3 separate regions of the Mus musculus genome follow, and all the other regions are linked to region 3. A link is a contact called in ENCODE Hi-C or POLR2A ChIA-PET data. All regions are on one chromosome and are shown on one strand. The core of a region is the stretch at or near the end of the contact, and the rest is flanking DNA. Distances in the headings are between cores, read along the strand shown. Region 1 holds the start of Adamts1 (a disintegrin-like and metallopeptidase (reprolysin type) with thrombospondin type 1 motif, 1). Region 2 has its middle 110 kb from the start of Adamts5. Region 3 holds the start of Adamts5 (a disintegrin-like and metallopeptidase (reprolysin type) with thrombospondin type 1 motif, 5 (aggrecanase-2)).

Region 1 (2,700 bases), core at 151-2,650, 98 kb before region 3:
CGGGTTATTGGCTTCGCGGAGGAAACGCTTAGCCCTTATCTACAGGACCTCCGATTCTTTCTCTCTTTCTCAAATTATTAACTATTCGGGCAAATAAGTGTTCTAGCAGAGTATGGTCACACTTTTTTTGGGGGGGGGAGCGGGAAGGTCACGACCCAGAACTTCAATTCACTGCAAGTCTGAGTCATTCGCATTTAGAGGCGATCTGGAGTGTGACCCCAAGTCACGCCTCGTAAAGACTGAGAGATGGGGGTCACTCTTATACCTGATGGCTTTCCCGCGTCCTGAGGCGTGGGGTCCCGCACAGGCCACTGGTTCCGGGTGTTCTGGCTCTCGGGTCGCGAGTCGCTGGTTGGCAGGGTCTCGTCGTCCATGACGCCGCACTTGGCGCCGCCACTGCCCCGCCGCCTTCGCCTCAGGATGTGGAACTGCGGCCGTGCGGATGACTCCTCCTCGGGCACGGCAGGGGCCAGGCGCTCGGTGGCCACTCCAGGCGCTGGCTGAATGAAGAACTCCTCTCCTTGTAGGTAGAAGGCACCACGCACACCTTCACAGAGGCTGAGGGCTGCGGCAGAGCCGGGATCACCGTTCACCGTGCCAGAGTAGAAGCAGTGAGCCAGGTCCCCGGTGGGGTCCAGATGTTGTGCCTCGGACCCGGGACTGCGCCCCACAGTCTGCAGGGTGAAGCCAGGCGCCAAGAAACCGCTGTCCGGCTGCAACTTCAGATGTAGCTGCTGGCCAAAGGCGTCCAGACGAAGGCGTGTGGTGGTGGAATCGTGGCCCGGGGCGCGCTCCAGCGAGGGCAGGACCAGCTCCTCATCTTCCTCCGTGGGGCGCCCGTGTGCGCCCCGCGCACATAGCAGCATTGTTATGGAAGCGAGGAGCAGCAACAGCATGTGTGCGGACAGAGAGCCCCGAGATCTCGCTGCCCGCTGGACGTCCCCCATGTCGGAGCAGGGCTTCTGCTTGCGTGACCCCAAAGGGACTTTTGGCTGCATGGCACCGCACCCTGCACCGCAGAGAACTCTTGGTCTGGATAGACGTTTAGACGCGTAGAGCTTCGCTGGCCTGCTCCTGATGCTTAAAATTCACGATCACTTTGATGGGAAAGTTCGTGCAGAGCTAGCACCCGAAGCTCCGGGTCACTTAGAAAGATTCTGCACTGGCGCGCGGGAATTTTTTCATTCCAGCACCGAGTTGGTGGCTCCGCACTGCTGGCTGCTGCAGGACCTAGAAGCGCCCCCGGAGCTGGGGAACAAGTCCAGAATAGGAGCCTGGACTCTTCGTCCTCCGCCTTGGCCCCGATTTGACTCGATCTGAGCAAGGATCTGCTCTCTCCGCCGGGCTGTGCGCTCTGGCCTTGCGATAGCACCTAGCTCGGAGCTGCTTTCTAGCGAGTGCAAGGACCAGGCAGCCCCGGCCGCCCCTTTATAGCCACATAGGAGCCCCTCCTTCCCCCAACACTGCGACACCGCCCCCTGAGCTCAGTCGGTGCTAAACCGAGCTCTGCGCCTCGGGGCCTGAAGGGGGAGGGGGCAGCCTCCGCCCTGGCCTCACGCCACAGCTCGTCACTCTGGGGGTGTAAGACGCCGAAACAGCGCTGGGACCAGCACTTTGTACAGCGCTGGCTGCTCTGGGGAAAAGAGTGAACCTTTAACTTCATCTCTCGGCTGCTGATTCCCGGACCACCCTGCTTCCTGTCGCCCTTCCTGTGCCCCGGCTGGGCTGCAGTTTCCAAGAAAGAGGGTCGAATTGAAAAGATTCCTCAACATTCCTTTTCTCCCCTAGTCAGAGCCTCTTCTGCCCCAAAGTGGGCTATTAGCTACAGCTGCCTTTTCTTAAAAAGCACCCTACTTTTCCGTCTCGTCTACGTTTCCATGGGCACCATGGCTAAAGCGTCCTTCTCTTTACCCCAGCTTTTCTTGGGCAAAGTGTTGATTCTGCGCTTCTCAGGAAGAGAAAAGAAAGAGAGAGGAAGAGAGAGAGAGAGAGAGAGAGAGAGAGAGTGTGTGTGTGTGTGTGTGTGTGGTGGTGGTGGTGGTGGTTCATAGAGCACCTCTCCAACTCTGGATTCTAAAAATCCACGTGGAACGACCTTAACAGTTTCCTCAAGTCCTACCTAGAGACCTCTGGGGTGGGGGGTGGGGGTGGGGCGATGTGTGTGTGTGTGTGTGTGTGTGTGTGTGTGTGTGTATCTTGGCTTTTTCCAGAATAGTCTATCTGGAACCAGCTTTAGTTCCCTAGAGACAAAAAAAAAAAAAAAAAAAAAAAAAAAAGGGATTTCTGCTTTCTCTTCTTCATTGGAGAAGCAACTCCCTTCTAGTCTGCGTTCTTCCAAAATCTTAACAGCAGCTGCTGCAGGCCGCAGGCCAGGCGGACAGATGCATCTAAGATTCCCCACTTCAGTATCAAGTCCAAAGCGGCGGCGGGGGGGAACGGTGTGGGGGGAAGGAGGGTTGGGTGATGGGGTGGAAGGAAACCGAGTTCCCCTCCCCCCCCCTCCCCGCTTCCTACCGGGAAGGGAAAGGCAGCATCCGCGTTACGAAAGTCACAAAAGCTGAGCCCTTCCAACCCCGGCCCCTAAGAAAAAGTCGAGAGAGGCTCCTGAACTGAGAAAGAGGGAGGGGTTCTGTGACCCAGAGGAAGGAAATAGTTCACAATGCTCTCACTGGCGGAAAGGCATTAGGACAAGCTTGAGAA
Region 2 (2,700 bases), core at 183-2,682, 110 kb after region 3:
GAAATCTTTGTTTCTCACAGATACTTTTAATATGTCCATGTCTTCTTCCAATTCATTCATGTTTGTAATTTTTGCTGAAACAAAAAATGTGCATTGTTTTAGAGGTTGCTAACTACTTTGTGTAAGGTCATTACATTCTCAGTTAGAAGCAGATGCTTGAACTAATTCAGTCTCCTGTTTTCTGACTGGAATATTCGACAACTGATCCTATGTGTCCTCCATTAGGACACACATGACATTTAGGTGTTTGACCTTTTGTGACATTAGGTGCCACCGATAATAATTGATGAGTTAATTTGTTTTGTTTGATTGAACAAATGATTGTATTGTACTTCTGTTATTCCTTTAGTCTATGTTAGCCAGGGTTTTGTTATTGTTGTTGTTGTTGTTATTGTGGTGCTGGTGGTGGTGGTGGTGGTGGTGGTGGTGGTGGTAGTGGTAGTTTTGGTTTTAGTTTTAATAAAAGTTTCTGTAGATCGTGATTTATTCAAGGCTAATTTATAAAGGAGAGTCAGGTTAAACACTCATTTCCTCTCTGCACTTGCTAAAGGAGAGAGTTGGTGGCTAAACTGTCTATGAATGCAATAAACAACCACTGCTTTATCCTAAATAGCACTGTGAATCTACACTCTTCAGCCCATTTCATGAATTTAAGTTTCACTTTTTATATCTTTCTCAATTTATAAGTAGACATTCCTGCTTTCCACAACGGATCCTTCTGTTCCAGTCCTTCCATTCACACCCACACTGCCCATAAAATATATTCTATTTTTTCTTTCCAGGTAGATGCATGTATCTCTCCAATCCCATCATCGAAAACCAATTTTTCTGCATGTGTAGATTGTAGGTTGGTTGTCTTTTACTTAATAGCTAATATTCACATACAAGCACATAATACTATATTTATATCTTTCTGGGTCTGGTTTATTTTGCTTAGTTTTTTTTTATTCATCTGCCAGAAAATTTCATGATATCATTTTTTATGCTGAATAGGACTCTATTATGTAAATGTACATTTCCTTTATTCATTCATCTGTTGAGGAGCAGCTAGGTTGTTTCCAATTTTGGCTATTGGAACTAGAACAGCAATGAATATGGTTGAGCAAGTGTCCTTGTGGTAGGATGAAATATTCACTGTTGCTGCCAAAGCTGTGGGCAAAGTCATCTGGCATAGCCTGAACGGGAAGCTCTCTGGCATAGCCTTCTGTGTTGCTACTCCTAAAGTGTCCACCACAGATCTGACATGCCACCCAGAGAAAGTATAATGACATTAAGTTTGATTGCCAAGTATGATGACATCAATAAGGCAGTGGGTGTAACAGGCTATATATGGTGCACTTGAGGGCATCCTGAGCTATATTAAGGACCTGGTTGTCTGCTTCAATTTTAATAGTGACACACACTCATCTACTTTTGATGCTGGCTCTGGCATTGCTCCCAGTGAGCACTTTGTAAGACTCGTCCCTTTGAATGATAATATGGTTAGACCAAGAGGATGGTGAACCTCATGGCCTACATGGCCTCCGAGGAGTAAGAAGCCATGACCTATCCAACCCCAAAATAGGAATTAAGAAGTCCTCAGCTGCTAAAGAATCCCTGTTCCGACTCAGTCCCCAAACTTCATTTGTTCAAACTCATGAAGAAGATCACCCACGGGCCTAGAAAGAATGACTCCTCTCAAAGACCCATTGACAAGATTGTAAACAGGAAAGTCAACTTTTGGGTGTGTGTGTGTGTGGGGGGGTGTAAGTCTCTAAGTTATTTGAATAATATACCAAAATATTATCCTGATGATATAATACCTATTTTAAACAAATGTTTAAAATGTTGGTCATATTTCCACCATAGCTTGTATACATAAGTTAAGATTAATAAATACATTTACATTTCTATTTCAATAAGGACAATCTATCCTCTATTACAGCTCTCAGGATATTTGTGTTTTTCTGACATGTGGCTTTTTAGACTATAGTATAATAACTATAAGTGCTGACTGCCTTGTCAACATACCTCTTTGTCATTTGCAGAAAGCCCTCATTTGAGTTGCTTTCTGTTGGTGCCAGCTTGCAAGCTGCATCAGTTTATTGATTTTTGTTTAAGTGAGAACAATAAATTACACTTTGCATATATTTTACAAAATATGCTGTGCTGGTGACTTGATAGATGCATGCCTCCATTTTGAATACTGTGTAGAAATAATATTTCATTATTCCATAGAATATTTCAATGTATATCATCATATTACTATTGCTGCAAACTTAAATTGTATTGGAAAATGTTTTGGCATTATATTGAACTCCCAAGCCCTAAGACATATATTATTTTTACTACTTAACCTCATTTAGAAAAGATCTATGTTATGTTGCTGGGTTAGAATGTGAAGCAGTACATATCTCTAATAAATATTTGTCAAACTGAATATGAAATACAGCTTCCAGAGTTGATATATCCTGTCAAGCATAGATGCATGTTAAATGATTAGATAGATGATGATTTTAAAACTCTGTTAATATAATATGAACAAGATAGTGCATTAATTTTTAATGATGGTTTTAAAGTCTACTGATATACTCCATCTAGTTTCCCTTTAATAGATGATGCATACATTCCCCAGCATTTAGAATGATGGCTTCATAGCACAAAGACCTCTCTTTCCCCATGGGAAATGCCTCACAAGGAAAGACACTCTGTGAGTCTATT
Region 3 (2,700 bases), core at 13-2,512:
TCTGTAGAAACAGTGACCCCGGTGGCCAGAGGATGCGCTCAGCCCTCCTCCTGCAGTAACGATGCTACCAGCAGCACCCACTGTGTCATCTCTCTCCAGGTCCAGCAGGAACCTCCGGCCGCCCGCGTAGACAAGGTAGCCCACTTTGCCACCGCCAGAGTAGAGTTGGTCTATATTCTGGACCAGCCCGCCGCTCCTGCGCTGCCCGGCCAAGGGTTGTAAATGGCCTCGCTCCCGTGTTTCCTCCCCCTGCGGCTGGTCCGGCTCGGCGGCCGCTGCTGCAGCCTGAGGCTGCCTGGTTTTATCCTGGGCAGGTGCCGCGGCGGGGCTGTCAGCGGCCAGGGACAGGCAGGACGCGCTCAGCAGCAGCAGTAGCAGCAACAAGGGCGCCCACTCGAGCCGCATAGTGCGCTGCCCGCCGGGAGGGGCTGCGCGACTGAGTCTAGCTGGATGCTTGCTATTTGCTATAGAAGTTTCAGGGGCGGGGGTGGGGGGCTCGCCCTCCCACCCACCCACCCACAGCCGCACACTCTACACACTGGCGTGCAAGGTTGAGTCAAGTGTCCAGGAAAGGGTAGGGGGAATCCGCAGCAGAGAGCCAGCCTGGCCTGGCACCGGTGCCACTGTGAGAACTTTTTCTTTGTTGGTTTGGAAAATGTTTGGAATGGAGGTCCAAGAGACGGAGGAAGAAAAATTTTAAATAAAATAAAAGAAAAAAAATTAAATAAAGGGTGGTGTTGGTGGGAGTAAAAGCCAAGAGGTGGAGAGCAACCAAATACAAAAAAGGAGAGAGGCCCAACGCAGACAAGATCTTTGCACAAACAGATCAAAACAAACGAGCTAAGAGAGTAAGAAGGGCGACCGCGCTGGCCCGCAACTGGTGCGCGTCCGCTCCCGCCCCCTCGAAGCCCGGGGCTGGCGGGCTGCAAAGCTTCCAAGCTCCGACCCACTTCCTTTCTTATTCTCAGGGCTTCCTCGGCTCCGCTGGAACCCGAAGGCAGGGAGAAATGAGACGGGAGAAAAGAAAAGGAAAGAAAGCAAGCAAAGGAAACACCTAAAAATGTTTAAAATCAAAAGCTAGGAGGCGGCCTGCGGAGAGCCAGCGAGGCGGCGCGTCCCGGTCCCTTCCGTTGCCGCGTCCTCCCGCCCGGGATCATCCCCAGTCGGCTGCTACGGGCGCGGAGAGCGGCTCAGGCGCTGTGAAGATGCGAGGAGGTGGGACAATGAATTTATAGCGGCGTGCCATCCTGCAATGGCAATTTCAACAATTCGTCACTGCACGCTGCCTCTTAAAGGGAGAGCTTCCCCCACCACTCCCACCCTTCCCGGTCCGCGCCTAATCTGATGGGGGAGGGAGCAGCGAGAGGAGGAGGGTGATCGAGGAAAGGCAGACCGGGAAGGAGGAAGGGGCCAGAACCTAGCAAGGTGGAAGGAGGGACAAAGGAGGGAGTAAGGGTGAGAAAGAGATTGAGAGAGAAAAAGTATTTGGGCAGAAAACAAGAAAATTCTCTTGGCCTCATTTAAAGCCACAGCAACTCCGGTTCTGTGTGGTATTTCACAACCAATCGGGGTTGGCTAACCTCGGCTTACCTCATCTCCTGAAGGGGTGTTTTGGTGTGTTTTTAAAGTCTCTCTCTGCCTCCTTCCCCTTGCTGTTCTTGAGCGGGATATGAAGTTCTTGCTTCATTTTGCCGGCCAGTGCGCTCTGGCCTTGTAGACCTGGTAACTTCACTGGTCAGGGCAGCCGCCTGTGCAACCCCAAGTCCCTCTCTCTTTTCCCTGGTTCTCTCCAGTCGGTCCCGGTAGCTGATTTCCAGCCTCCTCATCTCCTAGCTTGTTCACGTTCCAACACTTGCTGACTTCGGGCTAGGGGTGACTAACTTCTCCCGGCCATCAGCTGAGCAGCCAGGCAGCCACCGGTGCTTCCTGGCGCGTCTCTGGGCATGCAGCACTGCGGTGACCCCAACAGGGCCGGCTGCGGCCTGGGAAGTCCTTGGCTTTGTGTATAAATGGCGGTACTCCCAGCTTTTTTTCCAGGGCATAGTTGGTCAGTGCCCACAATCTGTCACTTATCCCAGCCACTGGAACTCTGAGCTGTAGGATGTCAGGGTGGGAAAGAGTTAACTCTTGAAGGGGAATCTGCACCCCCACCCCAGACTTTTACATTTGTGCTCACACTTTCTGGCAAACACTCCTTTGTTTGTTTACTTGCTACTCTTCTTATAAGTCAGCCACTCACTGTCAGCCCTCTCATTTTCAAAGCTCATATCCCAGGGAAGAATACTTGAGGGGAGGTGATTGGTGGTTATTAGTAGGCAGGTGGCATGGCCCCTGCTACTCAGTTCCTCCATCCTTTGTTTCCTCTAATTATCAATTCTAAGAAGGTGAAAGGAAACCCTAGTGACTTTCTCACAGCAAGTTGACCTGTGCCAGGGTCCAGTACTGGTCTCTGCACACACCCCGGGATAATTTACACATCTCCATCCCTTTTAACTCCACTCCTTCAGAGGAGAGCAGGCACACTTACATAGCTTTTTCAGATGATACATTCTCACGGAAGGTACCACGAGGGCCAAGACTGGAGAAGGCCAAACAACAGTTAAAGTAAAAGAGGGCATGGATTTGAGAGAGAACAAGGTGTGTGTGGGGTGGACGGGTGGAGGAGTCCGAGAGAGCCTGAATGGATCCTGAAATATATCG

Evidence for each region. A loop is a pair of places that touch in the nucleus more often than their neighbours do. ChIA-PET counts read pairs that join two places held with the same protein, here RNA polymerase II (POLR2A).
Region 1: POLR2A ChIA-PET joins it to region 3 with 54 read pairs in Patski. The contact joins the promoter of Adamts1 here to the promoter of Adamts5 in region 3. POLR2A ChIA-PET finds 5 or more read pairs at or near these places in 2 of 5 experiments (Patski and embryonic stem cell).
Region 2: a map of gastrocnemius shows a loop between it and region 3 (2.4-fold over the local background). The contact joins the enhancer-like site here to the promoter of Adamts5 in region 3. A Hi-C loop is called at or near these places in 2 of 37 maps with a recorded cell type or tissue (gastrocnemius and left cerebral cortex). POLR2A ChIA-PET finds 5 or more read pairs at or near these places in 2 of 5 experiments (Patski and embryonic stem cell).

Annotation. Positions count from the first base shown.
Region 1 is chr16:85,801,713-85,804,412 of GRCm38, forward strand. It overlaps Adamts1 (a disintegrin-like and metallopeptidase (reprolysin type) with thrombospondin type 1 motif, 1), which reads right to left and starts at 1,401. Exons shown (of 9, transcript NM_009621.5): 1 at 266-1,401. The coding sequence starts at 998.
Region 2 is chr16:86,014,324-86,017,023 of GRCm38, forward strand. No RefSeq gene overlaps it. Among named protein-coding and RNA genes, the nearest start is that of Adamts5, 110 kb to the left of the region's middle. Within about 2 kb of position 1,433, at least 1 of the 3 ENCODE cell types and tissues checked has a DNase peak (open chromatin) inside an H3K27ac peak, as active enhancers do; it is gastrocnemius, where a contact is called at or near this core.
Region 3 is chr16:85,899,863-85,902,562 of GRCm38, forward strand. It overlaps Adamts5 (a disintegrin-like and metallopeptidase (reprolysin type) with thrombospondin type 1 motif, 5 (aggrecanase-2)), which reads right to left and starts at 1,263. Exons shown (of 8, transcript NM_011782.2): 1 at 1-1,263. The coding sequence starts at 405. It overlaps Gm46558 (a long non-coding RNA gene), which reads left to right. Exons shown (of 3, transcript XR_001781962.2): 1 at 1-135; 2 at 969-2,700.